Linked DNA regions of Mus musculus: all the other regions are linked to region 3. A link is a loop called in an ENCODE intact Hi-C map of the cell type or tissue named here. Cell type or tissue: heart. All regions are shown on one strand. Links, peaks and the distances in the headings refer to the core of each region. The heading gives the core; the rest is flanking DNA.

Region 1 (5,728 bases), core at 256-5,255, 180 kb after region 3:
GAATTCCTTTACCTCTTGGTGCCTCAATTTCCCCATCTGTGAAATGAAATTAAAACAATACTATCTTAGGCTGGAGAGATGGTTCAGCGGTTAAGAGCACTGACTGCTCTTCCAGATGTCCTGAGTTCAATTTCCAGCAACCACATGGTGGCTCACAACCATCTGTAATGGGGTAATGGGATCTGATGCCCTCTTCTGGTGTGTCTGAAGGCAGTTACAGTATACTCATATAAATAAAATAAATCTTTAAAAAAAAATACTTAATCCCAGCACTTGGGAGGCAGAGGCAGGCGGATTTCTGAGTTCGAGGCCAGCCTGATCTACAAAGTGAGTTCCAGGACAGCCAGGGCTATACAGAGAAACCTTGTCTCGAAAAAAAAAAAAAAATACTACCTCAAAATTCAAGGTGTCCACAGTGAGGGAGCCAGGATGTTGTGACATACAGCAGTCACTCAGTAAGTTCAGCCATCCTTGCCACTGGCAGCCTACACAGCCTAGCATGTGTCAGTGACTACATGTGGACTTTGAAACACTGAAATCCAGTACACAAATCCTGCCTCTGGGTTGACCCGTGAGGATGTTTGAAAGGATCTACACAGAGCCAGAACTCTGGAGGCAGAGTTAGGAGGATCAGGAAGGAGTTCAAGATCAGCCTCGGTTAAAAGTCTAGTTGGAGGCCAACCTGGTCTATGTGAGACCCTTTGACCAACAGCAAAGCCCATAACAGCAAAAAGTGCAGAGAACGGAAATGATCTCTCCAGTCTTCAAAAGGGAATCGTTCAGATTACCATTGATGACATCACCAGTCACACAACAGCAAAGACAGCTCATGCCTTTGAACCACGGGGACAGGATCTTCCAGTTTGAGCAAAGAGTCAGCATTACAATTGCTTCCGGAGGTTTGTCCACACTGGAGTCTGTGGTATGGCTCTAGCCTGCATTTCCATGTGTACAAAGTTTTGTTTGGGTTCCTCTTCTTCCTCTGCCTCCTCCTCCTCTTCCTCTTCCTCCTTTTCTCCTTCTATCTTCCTCCTCCTTCCTTTTAGCCATGAACAACCTGTAGTCAACTAAGCACCCAGAAAGAAAGAAAAGGTGACCATAGCTTTCTGGAAGAAGGAAAAATTTAACATCAACAATAAGTTCTTCCCTGAGAAAGATGGGGGAGTGGCTGAGCAGGCTGGGGACCCCTCAGAGGTTGATAAGAGCTAACTCAGTGATGGGAAATCAACCAAGCTGAGTAGAAAGGGAATCCCAGCCTGACTATCATCTGTAAGGGATTCCCCAGTGCTGCCAGGGGAAGTAGCCATTAGACAGCCACAATTAGACAGAAACACAAAGACACCCACAGCCAGGACATAGAACAGACACAGCAACCACAAATACACCATAGCCCCCTGGGCAGGGGGAGAGAGAGAGAGAGAGAGAGAGAGAGAGAGAGAGAGAGAGAGAGAGAGAGAGAGAGAGAGAGAGATCATTGTCAAACACACTGAACAGCCAAGGTGTGGTGGTTCATATCTGTCACCTGAGCATTTGGGATGCTAAGGTAGGACATTACACAAGTCTGAGGCCAGCCTATGTATAGTTTCAGGCTAGCCTTGGCTACAGAGATAGACCCTGTCTCGTGAGGACAGAAAGAGAGGAGAAAGGGAAATAAAAGAGGTATGGAAAGGGTTGAGGTAAGAGTACTCCTACTCTGCTCTTTCAGATAACCAGAGTTAAGTCCCCAACCCTCACATGGTGGCTCACAACCTCCTGTAATTCCAGATCCAAGGGGATGTGACACCTCTTCTGGCAGCAATAGGCACTACACTCACCTGCACTTACCCTGAGACACACATATACACATAAATACAAGTAAAACTTTAAAACTTTTTTTTAATATGCCAGGCATACATAGCTCAGCCAGTGACACTTGTTTCATAAGCATGGGGACCTGATTTGATTTCCCAGCACCCCTGGCTTGTTGTTTTGTTTAATAATAATAATAAGAGCCGGGCGTGGTGGCGCCACACGCCTTTAATCCCAGCACTTGGGAGGCAGAGGCAGGCCGATTTCTGAGTTCGAGGCCAGTCTGGTCTACAAAGTGAGCTCCAGGACAGCCAGGGCTATACAGAGAAACCCTGTCTGGAAAAAAAAAAAAAAAAAAAAAAAGACAAGCTGTCAAGTGCTTATAATCTTAGTCTGGGAAGGTAGACAAAGGAGGATTCCTGGAACTCATTGGCAAACTATTCTAGACAAATAGCTGGACTCCTCAGACCAGTGAGAGATTCTATCTTAAAAAAAAAAAAAATAAATAACAGTGAGGATTAGGTGGCTCCATGGTTAAGAACACTGGCTGCTCTTGCAGAGGACTCAAGTTCAATTCCCAGCAGCTATATGGCAGCTCAGACCTGTCTGTAACTCCAGTTCCAAGGCTTATGACACTTTCACACAGACATACAGGCAGGCGAAACACCTATAAAGACAAAATAAAATAAATTAAAAAAAAAAGCAAACAAACAACAAGAACAAAACCAATACTCCAATAAAACATCCAGGTACCAGATCTGTGAACAGAACTCCCTCCTACTCAGCCTTGGATCCCAGCGCGGGACACACGCGCCCCCTTGTGGACGGCATCCTCGCCCTAGGCTGTATGAGATGCAGGTGGAAGGGTCTGCCCCCCAAACTTGCCGAGCCTTGGAAGAACTTGACATCAGAACCTGGAAGCCGGGAGGACCACCAGCCCGAGGACCGGAACCCAGAGAAGCCTGTATGACCGCGAGATACGATCAGTGAGGATGTTGTAGGAGGAGGCAGGTCACTATGGTTCCTACAGGGCCAGCATCAGCAACACGAAAGTGGCCAGAGCCCATGGTGCCACTTGAGAGTAGACTCTGGTTTCCAAGCCCATACACTTCTCCTTAGGCTCCGTCCACTTCCCAGTTGTTACTCTCTAAACCTTCATTTGCAGTCCCTCCCAATGGCTCCTTCACTTTCTCTAGCCCCACATCCTTACTTTTCAGCTGTGTACTTCCCAGGTCCCTCTCACTTCTCAATCTCTATAGGTTCCTCCCACTTTCTTAGCCCCTCCCAGCTGCTCTGTCATTCTCTCTACGCCCTGCCCACTTTCCCCAGTCAACAGCTTCCTCGAGGTTGTGGATTCCCACTTTTGACGTCATTCTTCCAGCCTACTTCCCGCTCCCTTAGCTTCCCAGGCGGTTCAGTTCTCTTGCCTCGCCTGCTTCCCTGCCAATCTCCAAAGACCCCCCTCCGCCCCCCCCCCCCCCCCTGCTCAGGCCCTACCGGGTAGGCTTAACAGACTTCTCTATCAGCCTCCCAGAGCCCGCCCTGGTCCTTCCCACATCCCCCGCTGTTCTCCCTATTCCACCGGACTCTAACAGCCTAGGAAAGAAAGCTTGTTTCCCATCGGACCTTCCTCAGAGACTACTTTACTCCTTCGTCCACCTGGGACCTGGTTAACGGCAAGGCAGTCTAAAATGCCTCCACCTCCTTCTGTGCCTTACAAATTCTCATTCCAGCTGCTGGACACGCCCACCCTTATTCTCTTTAAAATTTAGTTTGCTTTTATTAATGTGTAATGCGTTGTCTATGAGCGGATGCTACAAGTGTTCAGAGAGGCCAGAGGAGGGGGTCAGATTCCCTGGAACTAGAGTAATTATGAGCAGGGATTGAGTGCTGGGGACTGAACTCTAAGCCGCTACAAGAGCAGCAAGTGCTCTTAGCCACTGAGCCATTTCCTTAGCCCCCGCCCCCAATTCAGAAGACCACCATACCTGCATATGGCCCAGCCTTGAGTCCCACTCTCTGTGGGATGATGGGGACGGGGAGGCTGCCTGCCCCAGGGTGTGCACTTGGACTGTGTGCCTACCCATTCATGTGGAATGCAACCAACGTGTGTTTGTGTCATCGAAGGTCAGCTGGAGAAAGGGACTCTGCATAGCTTCCAGCCCATCACACTTAGCATACACAGGTGTGTATCTTTTGGTGTGAGAGTGTGTACCGCATATCTGATCTACCCTGTTGGACCAAAAATCAACTTGAGGAGAAAAGCGCATGGCCCACTATCCAGGGGTGAACTGGAAATAACCTAGAAGCAGAACTAAGGCAAAGACCATGGAGGACATGAAACACACCCACTCCCTCCTGTCTGCCCAGCCTGCCTTCTTTTCTTTTTTTTTTTTTAAGATTTATTTACTTATTTATTGTATGTGAGTACACTGTTGCTCTCCTCAGACACACCAGAAGGGGACAAAGATCCCATTACAGATGGTAGTGAGAGCCACCATGTGGTTGCTGGGGTTTGAACTCAGGTCCTCTGGAAGAGCAGTCAGTGTTCTTAACCGCTGAGCCATTTCTCCAGCCCTCAGCCTGCCTTCTTATGCAACCCAGGACCTCCTGCCTAGGAGATATCACTGTTCATATGGGCTGGACCCTCCCACATAGATCAGAAATCAAGAAAATGCCTCACAGGCCTGCCCACAGGCCAATCTGATGGACTTAATGCTGTCTGAGTCACCCATACTGCCTTAAGCAACCCCTTACCCAAGTGTGTCAACTTGACACAAGGTAGAGTCATCAGAGAGGAGGGAGTCTCACTTGAGAAAATGCCTCCATAAGATACAACTGCAGGCAAGCCTGAAGGGTATTTTCTTTTCTTTTTCTTTTTTTTCTTTTTTTTGGGGGGGTGGGGGGTGGGGGATAAGACAGAGTTTCTCTGTGTAGCCCTGGATGTCCTGGACTCTCTCTGTAGACCAGGCTGGCCTCGAACTCAGAGATCTGCCTGCCTCTGCCTCCCAAGTGCTGGGACTAAAAGCATGCGCCACCACCGCCTGGCCCATTTTTAATTTCTTATCTGACTGTTTCACCTGCCTATATGCCTGTGCCTCAATGTGTGCAGAACCCATGGAGGCCAGAACTGGGCAACAAATCCCTTGGAACTGGAGTTACAAACATCTGTGAGTCACCATATGGGTGTGGCAAACTGAACTCTGGTCATGTGCTAGAACAAGTGCTTTTAACCTCTGAGCCATTTCTCTACCCTCCTTGGTTGTTCTGAGACAAGGGCTCACTATGTAGCCCTAACTACTCTGGAACTGACTCTGTAGACTAGGCAACCCTCAAACTCCCAAATGCTGGGATCAAAGGTATATACCACCACACCTGGCTGGGATTGCCTCTTTGTTTTGTTTTTGGTTTTTTTTGGCTTTTTGATGCCCTCTCTATCTGGCTAAAAAGCCCAACCAGGCATATGTGGTCCAGGACTGAATAAGAAGAAAAACGTGGGGAAACTGGAGAGCTGGCTCAGTGGTTTAAGAACGCTGGCTGCTCTTCCAGAGGTCCTGAGTACAACTCCCAGCAACCACTTGGTGGCTCATGAACATCTGTAATGGAATCTGGCATGCAGGTGTACATAGAGTATTCATATACATAAAATAAATATTTTTAAAAAGGAGAAAACCATGATGGACTGTAGACCTTTGTACTGTGAGCCTAAACACTTCCCTCCATACGCAGTTTCTGTCAGTTGTTTCATCCCATTCATAGACAAGTGACTAATACAATGGTCATATGCCATCACCACTCCTTCCTTCATATGTACTCAGTGGCCGTTATGAGGAGCAGAGGCTATGCTGGGACAGTGTCTTCCTCTGTCCCCTTCTCTTCAAGGCTAAGGAAGGGAGCAACAAGATGTTGAGATCCAGAAGGCTCAAGGGGATGGACTCAT
Region 2 (5,728 bases), core at 405-5,404, 57 kb after region 3:
CTTTTTCTCTTCTCTGTCCATATTCTCTCTCCTCACCTCTCTCATTCGCTTATCTCTTCTCCCCCACTGTCTCTTTGCCCTCCCCTTTTATCCTCCCTTATGTTCTCTCTGCCTCCTTTCTCTTCCCTCCCTTCCTCTTTCCCTCTGTGGGTTTTCTGGGATTAACCCTTCCCTGTCTTACTTCTCCATCCTCTCTATAGCTGGTGGTGAAGGGTGACCCAAGAGATAACCATCTCGCACCTGGGCAACAAACGACACTCAGGATTGAAGGAAACCAGGGGGCCCGAGTGGGGCTAGTGGCTGTGGACAAGGGAGTGTTTGTGCTGAACAAGAAGAACAAACTCACACAGAGCAAGGTAAGTGCTTGCATCTCTCAGCCCAACCTGGAGTGTGGTGGATGCTAGAAGCTGAGTCTGTCAAGGGCTGAATGTTAGGGTAAGGAGGGGCAGGGACGGCTGGGTTGAGCTTGATGACGGGTTGGTGGTGGGCCTTTTTCTATCCCCTCCATCCACCCCATACCACCTCACTTGCAGATCTGGGATGTGGTAGAGAAGGCAGACATTGGCTGCACCCCAGGCAGTGGGAAGAACTATGCTGGTGTCTTCATGGATGCAGGCCTGGCCTTCAAGACAAGCCAAGGACTGCAGACTGAACAGAGAGCAGGTGAGAAAAGAGACTGGGGAGGACACAAGGAGGGACATGCTTCCAAACCTAGATGCCCATAGAAGAACAGAACCCTGAGACCAGGAGATTGAATCTCTGCCCTTCCTCCATCAGCAACACCTGCCCATCCCTGTGCGAGAGCTTCTATGTGAGTGAGTGCATGTGTATGTGAGTGCATTTTGTGTGTGTGTGAGTGCATTGTGTGTGTGTGTGTGTGTGTGTGTGTATGTGTGTGTGTGTGCGCGCACACACATACACATTTCTGTATGTGGAGGTCAAAAGACAACTTGTACCACTCCATTCTCACCTTCCAACTTGTGGGTCTTGGAGATCAAACTCAGGACATCTGGATTAGCAGCAAGCTCCTTTACCCCATAAGCCGTCTCACCGCTTTTATTGTTGCTTCTTGAACCTCAGTCTATTCCACTACCAAAAGGGTGCAACCATCACACCCCAGCCTTACCCTGTCACTCCTGTCTCTCTCTCCCCCTCAGATCTTGAGTGCACCAAGCCAGCAGCCCGCCGCCGTCGCTCAGTACAGTTGATGGAAAGAAGGATGGACAAAGGTTAGGAATCCTCTACTGACCCACATCTCCATGCATCACCCACACTCCTCCCATAGGAGGAGGAGGGCGTTGCCTTCCTTGTCTCCCTGAAGTCTGGTCTGATGATGTCCTGATGGCTAAGGCTGACATCAGGTCTGGGCCTCCCACAGCTGGTCAGTACACTGACAAGGGTCTTCGGAAGTGTTGTGAGGATGGTATGCGGGATATCCCTATGAGATACAGCTGCCAGCGCCGGGCACGCCTCATCACCCAGGGCGAGAACTGCATAAAGGCCTTCATAGACTGCTGCAACCACATCACCAAGCTGCGTGAACAACACAGAAGAGACCACGTGCTGGGCCTGGCCAGGAGTGAGTGGTGGCTTGTAGGGTGACACTCAGGTGGGGATGGGGGAACACAACTGCCCAGTGCTGGGCCTGGCCAGGAGTGAATGGTGGCTTGTAGGGTGACACTCGGGTGGGGTGGGGGGACACAACTGCCCAGTGCTGGACCTGGCCAGGAATGAGTGGTGGCTTGTAGGGTGACACTCGGGTGGGGGTGGGGGAGCACAACTGCCCAGTGATGGGTGGCTGCACCTGTTTGCTAGAAGAGTGGCCCAAAGACTGTGCCCCCAACCTTGTCCCCTGGGAGGCTAGAAGGAGGAGGATGGAGGCCAGCTGGGCAGTGTGTGAGGAAAGAGTGAGGGAGAGAGCCTAGGGCTTTTCTCATACTGGACATTGGCTTTCCTGCACCTATAGTCCCATCCCACAAAGCAATACATCTTCAACAAAATGAAGATAAATTCTCCTACAATCACTCCACACTGAAGCTAGGTGTGGTCGCACATGCCTGTCATTTTAGCACTCAGGAGGCTGAGGTAGAAGGGTTGCTGCAGGTCCCAGGCCAGCATGGACTACCTAACAAGTTCCCGACCAGTTTGGATGATGCTCGTCTTGATAGCAATACATCTGTAGAACATGATTTTTAGTTTTTAGTTCCTAGGTGGAGAGAGGAAATCCCCACAGACCAGCGTGTCTGGAGCTGGTAGAAAACCATCACACTGGTGAATGCATTTACGCAGCTCAGAAATGTTTGCAAGGGAGCCACCTGCAGACTTTTCCAAAAGTCTCCCTACCCTCAGGTGAATTGGAGGAAGACATAATTCCAGAAGAAGATATTATCTCTAGAAGCCACTTCCCACAGAGCTGGTTGTGGACCATAGAAGAGTTGAAAGAACCAGAGAAAAATGGGTATGGCTCTCCGATCAGTGAAAATGGTGCTGGCCACTAAGACTCACCACTGACCCCACATGGTGGAAGGAGAGAACAAACTCCCCACAATTGCCCTCTGACTTTCACACGAAGGTTCTGGCAGAAAGGTGCCACCCACACTTAAACATACACAGTAAATACATTTTTTAAAGGGTTTGGGGGGGGGGGATGAGGCCGGGACACTCCCCATTCTACATCCTTGCCTGAGGGCAGAAGGCATCCTCCCAGACCTGCTCATTTGCATGTAATTTGCATGGAGCTGCCAACTTCCTGACTCCTCTGGATTCATCCCTGAGGGCTGATGGGCTGAACTAGCAAAGCCACAGGTGCAACCCAGAGCTCCTATCTAACTTGCGCCCCCCCGCCCGAGGGCCGTGCACCTCAGCGCCCTCTCCACCTTGATAGATCTTACCACTAATTTAATTTTTAAACTTCTGTCCCACCCAGAATCTCTACGAAGGTCATGAACATCTTTCTCAAAGATTCCATCACCACCTGGGAGATTCTGGCAGTGAGCTTGTCAGACAAGAAAGGTACAGGAGGGGCTGGGGAAGATGGCTCAGCAGTGAAGAGTTTGCCCTGAGCTCCATCTGCAGAACCAGCATAGAAAGCAGGGAGTCATCGTGCCTGCTTGCCATCCCCAGTGCTGGGGGGAATCCCTGGGGCTTCCTGGCCAGCCAGCCTAGCCAAGCAACTCCCTGCAGCTCCAGGGGATCTGATGCCCTCTTCTGGCCTCTGTGGGCACTGCACTGAGATGCACACAAACGCGGAGACTCGTGTGTGTGTGTGTGTGTGTGTGTGTGTGTGTGTGTGTGTGTGTGTGGTGTGCACATAGCTAAAATTAAATATGGTAGAGAAGCAATTGAAGACAACACTCAGGGTCAACCTTTGGCCTCCACATGCGTGTGCACCCATGCACACATGCGCACATGTAAACTCATGAAGTCAGACACAACTGGCTGCGACACCATCGCCTCTAGGATCTGCCAATCACATGTGCATGTTTAGTCTTCACCTTTCTGCAGATAGGATCAGCCATGGACAGCTAGGGAACTTGAACCAGAAGCCTGCCTTTGCCTCCCTGCACAGCCCTCGCACCCTGGATCCTTCACACTCTTCTTTCTGCCGACAGGGATCTGTGTGGCAGACCCCTATGAGATCAGAGTGATGCAGGACTTCTTCATTGACCTGCGGCTGCCCTACTCTGTAGTGCGCAACGAACAGGTGGAGATCAGAGCTGTGCTCTTCAACTACCGTGAACAGGAGGAACTTAAGGTGGGAGCAAGTCATAGTTGAAAGGGCCACCAGGACCCATGAACCCACCCTCACGTGTCCTGTCCCCTCCCTCACTTGCCCCAGCTCCTCCCTCACACACCTGCCCTGTCCCTCCCTCCCCTGCAGGTGAGGGTGGAACTGTTGCATAATCCAGCCTTCTGCAGCATGGCCACCGCCAAGAATCGCTACTTCCAGACCATCAAAATCCCTCCCAAGTCCTCGGTGGCTGTACCGTATGTCATTGTCCCCTTGAAGATCGGCCAACAAGAGGTGGAGGTCAAGGCTGCTGTCTTCAATCACTTCATCAGTGATGGTGTCAAGAAGACACTGAAGGTCGTGGTGAGTCCTCGGGGCATCTGCTGCCTCTAGCCTTCAGATCTCCCTGCTGTTGACCTGGGCTCTGAGACAGCAAGGATTGTCTTAGGGCCCAGATGTTACAGAAACTTAGAACTGGCTAGGCTTCAGAAGAGAGTGCTCAATTAGTTCATGCAAAGTTCCAGGCTCCCTCTCCAGCACTTTGTAAGCCAGGTATAAGGTGTGCCCTGGGATCCCAGCACTTGGGAGGTGTGGGGCAGGAGGATCATGAATTTGAGAATAGCAGGGGTAACTTAATAAGACCCTGTCTCAAGTCTTTTTAAAAAGTAAAAAGGGCCCAGGGAGATGGCTCAGCCGGCAACATGACTGCTGTACAAGCGTGTCAACCTGAGCTCAGAGCCATAGGAAGTGGCTCACCAACCAGTCACCCTAGCTGAATTGGGTACTCCAGATGAATCAAGAGACTCTGTCTCAAAAGAAGTGGAGAGGGATTGAAGAAGACATATGGCACTGACATTTTCACACACCTGCATTCACACTCACACTTGCACACACTCTCATACATGTGCACACTCATACATTTATGCACATATGTATATATACCCACACATACACACACATGCACATCTTGAACACAGGCACACACTCTCTCACACACATACACAAACCCGCACATGTATACCTCACACTCACATAATGCACACTCATGCCCTCACATTCGCACACGCATGCACACTGACACACACACTTGCACATACATACAGGTGTGCATAATCACACACACATGCACACATGCATGGACACTCACATACACCCATGCACACATACTCATACATACACAAACATGCACACTACACACTCACATACACTCATGCACTCACACTCACACATGTACACTTGCACAAACACACTCATACACATGCAAATATGCACACACACATATAAATACACACATGCACACATACACATGAGTATAAGGTAGGCATTTGTATCACCTTCTCCTTAGAAGAAGTTGAGACATAGAGAGGTTAAGTAACTGGTCTCCAGTCATACAGGCAGAGAGGCAGGGGCCTTTGGAAGGACTTTCTCTGAAGAGTACCCTGCTGACCATCTGTGTATCTGTTGTCATTTTATCCACCACCCTCCACAGCCAGAAGGAATGAGAATCAACAAAACTGTGGCCATCCATACACTGGACCCAGAGAAGCTCGGTCAAGGTGAGGCAGGCAGAGAGGGCAAGGTGGGGTAGGGTACAAAGGAAGGGGTGAGAGAGAAGCTGGTGCCATCCACGGCTTCACTCTCACCCTGCAGGGGGAGTGCAGAAGGTGGATGTGCCTGCCGCAGACCTTAGCGACCAAGTGCCAGACACAGACTCTGAGACCAGAATTATCCTGCAAGGTAAGATGGCCTCTTCCCTGCCATGCAGGGGTCAGGGTAGCTGGGAGCCAGAAGTTAACTGAGCTCCATCTCATGGGCTGAGGGTGAGGAGAGAAGAGAATAAGGAAAGGGAGCGGGGGAAGACCCTGGTCCAGGATGCCCAGATTCAAATCAATTTCAAGTTGATTAACCTGGGACTCATTTGTTAACATACTGGCACCCTGTGCCTCAGTTTCCCCCTATGAAAAATGAGGGCAATGATACGATGCTGTTTTAGTCACT
Region 3 (5,728 bases), core at 33-5,032:
CTCCACCTACACTGAGCAGACCTGGGCACCTGCTGAACTAAGGTGCCACTATCTCATCCAGCCGTAGGCACCTAGGCTGTCACCTCCTGTCTCCTCCTGGTCCCCAGTCTACGGCCCTGATCTCTCACAGCCTTTTGCCCCTGCAGCAGCCAAAAGGGACCACTGAACACTGAGTCAAGTCTCAACCATTCTTCCACCACCCATAACCCTCCTGGTTCAACCTTGCTTTGGGGCCAAAACTCATGTCTTTCCTGCACCCCACAAGGCCCTGTTCACCCTGCCCCAACCCCTGCCAGCCTCTTCTCCTCTCTCTGTTCTTCACTCCCTGACCTCCATCCTGCCCCAGGGCCTTTGCACTTGTGCCCACCACCTGACAGAAGACACTAATTCACTCCATCACTTCTTACATGTTACTTTTTGATTACTGAGTGCTCAGCCATAGATGGGACATCTATACCACCACCAGCCCGAGGCTCAAGGGAGAAGGAACAGAAAGTCGGTAAGAGTCGGGGGCGGGGGATGTGAAATGCTATCTCCAGGGCATACCCATGGCCACTACGCTCATGAACTCCGTGCAGTTATGGTGGCAGCACAAGACAAAGCCAGGAGGGAGCCAACATGCCCACAGGCAGCAGTAATGGATGCAAAGGGTTACAAAAGAGCAAGAAAGTGGGGATAAGGTAAAGAGAGTCCACTCTCATTCGGAGTCAGAGGGGAGTTGAGGGTGGGTAGGACGAAGATAGGTTGTTAACATGTAGGAAACTGCCAACAAATAGAACTATAATAAACATTAGAAAATATATTCTACTTTGAAAGCCATTTCACTTTTATTACATATATATATGTGTGTGTGTGTATATATATACATATGTATGTGTGTATGTGTGAAGGTACATGTGGGGCACAGTACATGTGTGGAGGTCAAAGGTTAACATGGGGGAGTAGGTCCTCTTTTTTTTTTTTTTAAAGATTTATTTATTTATTTATTTATTATATGTAAGTACATTGTAGCTGTCTTCAGACACTTCAGAAGAGGGGGTCAGATCTTGTTACGGATGGTTGTGAGCCACCATGTGGTTGCTGGGATTTGAACTCTGGACCTTCGGAAGAGCAGTCAGGTGCTCTAACCCACTGAGCCATCTCACCAGCCCAAGGGAGTAGGTCCTCTTTCCACCATGCAAGCCCCAACGATTGAGCTCAGATCATTAGGCTTGGTAGCAATCACCTTTGCCCACAGAGCCCTCTCACCCTCACCACCCACTTTTCCTTTTTTCTTTAAAACTTGTATGTGTGTGTGTGAGAAAGAGAGAGAGAGAGAGAGAGAGAGAGAGAGAGAGAGAGAGAGAGAGAGAACACTATGGCGTGTGTGTTGAGGTGGCAGGACAGCCTCAGTGTAGACCCTCTCTTCCACATACTTAACATAGAGTCTCTCTTACTCCTGGGCTAACTGCTCCTGGCTAGCTGAACTTCCAGAATTGTCTCTGCCCCCATCTCGTCTTAGGAGCACTGAGATTAAAGAGCACAGACTACCTCCTCCTGCTTTAATTGTGCCCTAGGGATTTGAACTCTTGTCCTCTCATTTGAGTAGCAAGCATTTGACTGAACCATCTCCCCAGCCCCCAAATGTCATTTTTTTTCCCTTAAGTCTTCCTAAATTTTAAGCCACAGCCCTCCTCCACCCTTAATTATCATACTATAAGCCCACCTTCCCTGCTGTGAGTTCTCGTCCGAGTCAAGGTCACCAGTGCCCTTCCCTGTCATTTATTAGTTGATTTGTCTAACAAATATGTACTGCTTTCCTGACCATAGCTTCTCAGGAACTAAAATTACCTTGGCAAGCAAGCCTCTCCCTGACTAACCCACCAGATTCCAAGCCGCTTCCTTAGCACCCCACCTTTTATCCTTATGGCCTCTAGGCGGCGCTAAACGGCTTCACTGGACCAGCTTGAGTCTCATTTACGCACTGAGGATATGGGTAGGGGTGGGCACAACCTGAAAACCCTCCCGTTTTGCAACCTTACAGGCGAGGACAATTTCTATCCCCTATTTTTGGCGTCTGTGACTTCCTACGCGTCCTCTCCCTCTTCTCTAAACCGGGTAACAATTTGTTTTCTTTGCACGCAGTTAGGGTAGGAAGGCCAGGCAGTGAAAACAAAACAAAAACGAGAGGCAGCTGGAGAGCGCCCACTAGGTTTCTAGATTCGAATTCCATCTCCACCACTTCCAAGCTGAGGTACATTTGCACGAATGGCTTAGTTCCTCTCGTCTCGTGCTTCGATCTCTCCATAGAGAAAATGGGGGTGAATGGTACACGTCTCATTCCTAGGAGGATGTAACTGAAAACTGAGCCGTTGAGACAAGAGAAGGCAAGCCGAATTGTCTTGGTTTACCGTAGGAGTTTAATGAGGGCTGCCTCTATTATATAGAATACTTTACTAAAGTCTCATGTAGAGCTCAGACTGACCTTGAACTTCGTGATGTATCTAAGGCTGACGCTGAAATCCTGATTCCTGCGTGCTGGGCCAGTGTACAAACGTGGCCTTTGAATAAACGTAGTATTGCCTCTCTTGCCGCAAATTCCCAACCCTCGACTTCCTCTAACTCTTCTCCAGCCATCAGGATACAGCCCCACCCCCAACCTGAGAAAAGATTCCCTCTTTCCTCGTCCTGGTCCCAAAATCCAGCCCGATCCCGTCTTTAGCGGGAGGCTGTCGCCTTTCTCACAATTCCAAACCGGGGCGGGGGCGGGCCTGGAGGAAGCTGCAGGTTTGACGCCACAGCCCCAGAGCTGCCCTGAACCGACTTGAATCCCTGGGGATTTGGAGAGACAGCCTCAACTCGTTCAGGGAGACATGGCATGTAGTAAAAGTCATTCCAGAGCTTGAGGCTGGCCCTCAGTGGGCAGGGCGCTCTCTCAGGTCAGTCCCAGCCACCACATAAACCAGATATGGCACACCTGTCATCCCGGCTCTCAAGGATCAGGAGCCTAAGTCATCCTCGGATACATAGCTGAGTGCTATAAAGGAGCTGGGAGATAGGAGAAAAAAACGAAGAGGAAAAAGAAAGAAAGCGTAAAAATCGTTCTAGTTTCCCAAACTTCAGCACTAGTGGGGCGTGGCCGTGAGGAGGTGGGGCGTCTGTTTAAAGAACTGGACAGTAAGTAAGGGCCACTTGGAGATGCCAAGGAAAAGAAATAAAGAGAACAAGACAAACACGCGCGCGCGCACATGCACAGGCGCGCGCGCACGCACACACACACACACACACACACACACACACACACACACACACAGAGGTTCAAAGGGAGCGCGGCTTCCGACGGGGACTTGTTCCAAAGGGGCTGGTTGAGCGCCTGGGAGGTTCCTATGGAGGCGGGGCCTGACGGAGAGGGCCTCGATGGGGCGGGGCTTATAGGGGCGGAGCCAGGGGCCGGGGCTGGGCACCAGCCAGGTGAGGGCAGCGGAGGCTGGGCCTAGCTGGGGTGTGGGCATTTCGCTGCTCAGCGGCTGAGCCTTCAGGTTGAGTCCCGTCGGATTCCCCGAGTCCCCTCCAGGTAAGTGAGGAGGTGGTCGTTGTAAGATCCCGGGCTCCCTACTGGTCAGGGTGGAGCCATCAGCCCTTAGGGAGAACCGGAGGATCTATCCAAGACAGTCTGCGGGCGCCGGAATAGCTCTCCAAGTGAATAGCCACGCGTCATGCGTGTCCGGGAACCCAGGCGTGTCTTAGGTGGCCCTCGCGCAGCTCCCAGCGTGTTTCCTGCTCTCTGCGGAAATACTCTTGGCTTCCACTTTCGTGTACGCCATCGCAAATCCGGATCTGCCCCTCCCTCCCTGGCTGGCTCCAAAACCTTTCCTAAACTCCCCTGTGGTCACTGGCTAAAACGGGGCGCGCCTCTTACTGAGTGGTCTCCCCTCCTGGCCTCTTTTTCTGGTCCACTCCTCACCCACATCAGCATTTTGGTCCTGTGAAAAGATCAAAATTAGCCCGTCTAACCGCCTCACTCTTCATTCTCCATACCCCACCACCACGGACCTCTCAGGCATCCCAAAACTTGCCTCAATCTAAACCTAGGTCTCAGCTCCCAAGTTACCGCCTCCTTTCATACTTAAAGAACGCCAGTCCGCGTGGGGCTGGCAATATAACTCAGCTGATGAGGGCGCTTGTCCCTAAAGCCTGCTAGCCTGAGTTCCGTCCCTGGAACGCACGTGAAGATGGAAGGAGAGAGCCTTTTCTACAGATTTGTCCTCTGACCACCATCCTCGAACCTGGGCACCCGGTCTGTCATTTAAATTAATTTTTATATAATGTAAATGAATTTGAATGTTGTTTATTTAAATAAAATTTAAATTAAAAAAAAAAAAGCCTGCTCCCCCTAGCCTTCCTTCTCGAATCTTCCTGTCTCATGGCTTAAACCAGGAGGGACCATTAGAAATTATCTTCGTTCATCTCTCTGTTGGTTGTTGGTTGTAGCTGGAATTGGGGTAACTGAGCTTCCAGGGACAGGCTGATACACAGTAGGTCTTAAATCATCCATATCAGCTTAGTGTGAAAAGTGAGACCCCCCAGATCCCAACTCCACCTGAATCTGTGGAGTGTCTGCTGGAGACTACACCCCTGAATCTTTGTGCAGCTGTGCACAGACACAGTAGACCCACAGATCTCCCTCAAGTCTGCCTATTCCCTTCCCTGTTTCCCCACCCCTACGCTCCCCCGCCCAAGTAAATTATCCCCCAAAAGACCCAGACAATGACGACTCCATCGATTGAGATTTCCAAACTTGAACTAGAGTTTGCGCCTGCCCCCATTCCTCCATTGGCTACTGGAGAAACAGAAAATTCTATATGAGGTGTGAAGTTCAGGACCATGGGGAGTGGGAGGGGGCGGAGTTACCTAGGTGACAAACAGGAAGTGTGCATATTTTGGAGCACACCTGGCTTTAGGTATGCAGCGCGTGCAGCAGCTTCCTCCTGCCTCACCCACCCCACCCCACCCCACCCCCAGGGCACAGGTCTCAGCTGAGGTCGCCTTGCCCCCCTCCCCTCTTTCCAGGAAGTAGTGACTCAAGAAGCAAGAATCCTGCTGTGCACCTCTTCCCAAAGCCTGGGCCTGGGTCACTTCTAGACTCCTAGACTCCTAGACGGCATCTGGAGATAGGGAGACAGACAGACAGACAGACAGACAGACAGACCACACACACACACACACACACACACACACACACAAAACCCTCCCATCCAATATGATTTTTCTGACGTATTTGAGACACAGGCTGACGCTTGTGAAATAATGTCTAAGACCTAAAACCTAACTATCATATACTAACAAAATTCCCAAATACATGGAGAAACTCAAAATGTAAAATTGTAGTCTCTAAGTTTGAATTTCAAATGGGGATGGGAGGAAGGAGGGCTCAGCCTGTGGTTCGGTAGTAGAGCCTAGCATGCATGAAGCCTCAGGTTCCTGACCAGCACTAAACAAGCCCAGCTTGGGGGTTCCTGCCTGTCATCCCAGCACCGGGGAGGTGGAGACAGGAGTTCAAAAGCATCCTGGGTTATATAATGAGTTCCAGCCAGCCTGGGCTACATGAGACCCTCAAAACAATAAACAAAAATTGTGTTTTGTTGGAAAGTAATATATAACATCTTACATCTTGGCAAGGAGCCCACAGATGTGCAGTTCCCATCAATAAAATCGAATATTATTGTTCAATTTTATTTTTACTGTTTGG

Evidence for each region. A loop is a pair of places that touch in the nucleus more often than their neighbours do. Peaks named below come from ENCODE experiments on the same cell type or tissue, not always from the same donor. Only the 100,000 strongest peaks of a DNase experiment are listed, where the experiment ranks them.
Region 1: it touches region 3 in a loop (13-fold over the local background); 4 of 42 quality-filtered maps call a loop at or near these places.
Region 2: a loop joins it to region 3, with 7 times the contacts of the local background. A loop is called at or near these places in 14 of 42 quality-filtered maps.

The regions. Positions count from the first base shown.
Region 1 is chr17:57,093,634-57,099,361 of GRCm38, reverse strand. The region is part of intron 3 of Gm11110 (predicted gene 11110); the gene reads left to right. Gm46589 (a long non-coding RNA gene) reads right to left here and starts at 3,242. Exons shown (of 3, transcript XR_001782170.2): 1 at 2,542-3,242; 2 at 2,391-2,455; 3 at 1-1,067. In heart, for the core only: a CTCF peak has its summit at 2,608 (motif pointing left); DNase peaks (open chromatin) are centred at 2,631 and 3,081; H3K4me3 peaks cover 933 bases; H3K27me3 peaks cover 1,090 bases.
Region 2 is chr17:57,216,824-57,222,551 of GRCm38, reverse strand. It overlaps C3 (complement component 3), which reads left to right. Exons shown (of 41, transcript NM_009778.3): 14 at 201-356; 15 at 534-663; 16 at 1,158-1,229; 17 at 1,379-1,579; 18 at 2,350-2,458; 19 at 2,927-3,012; 20 at 3,612-3,754; 21 at 3,881-4,093; 22 at 5,220-5,286; 23 at 5,381-5,467. It overlaps Mir6978 (microRNA 6978), which reads left to right and starts at 5,324; the gene lies at 5,324-5,380. In heart, for the core only: CTCF peaks have their summits at 2,509 and 3,188 (motif pointing left); DNase peaks (open chromatin) are centred at 2,531 and 3,211; H3K27me3 peaks cover 2,070 bases.
Region 3 is chr17:57,273,243-57,278,970 of GRCm38, reverse strand. No RefSeq gene overlaps it. Among named protein-coding and RNA genes, the nearest start is that of Vav1, 3.0 kb to the left of the region's middle. In heart, for the core only: a CTCF peak has its summit at 1,935 (motif pointing right); DNase peaks (open chromatin) are centred at 1,960, 2,700, 3,400, 3,700 and 3 weaker places; H3K4me3 peaks cover 2,602 bases; H3K27ac peaks cover 665 bases; H3K27me3 peaks cover 2,146 bases.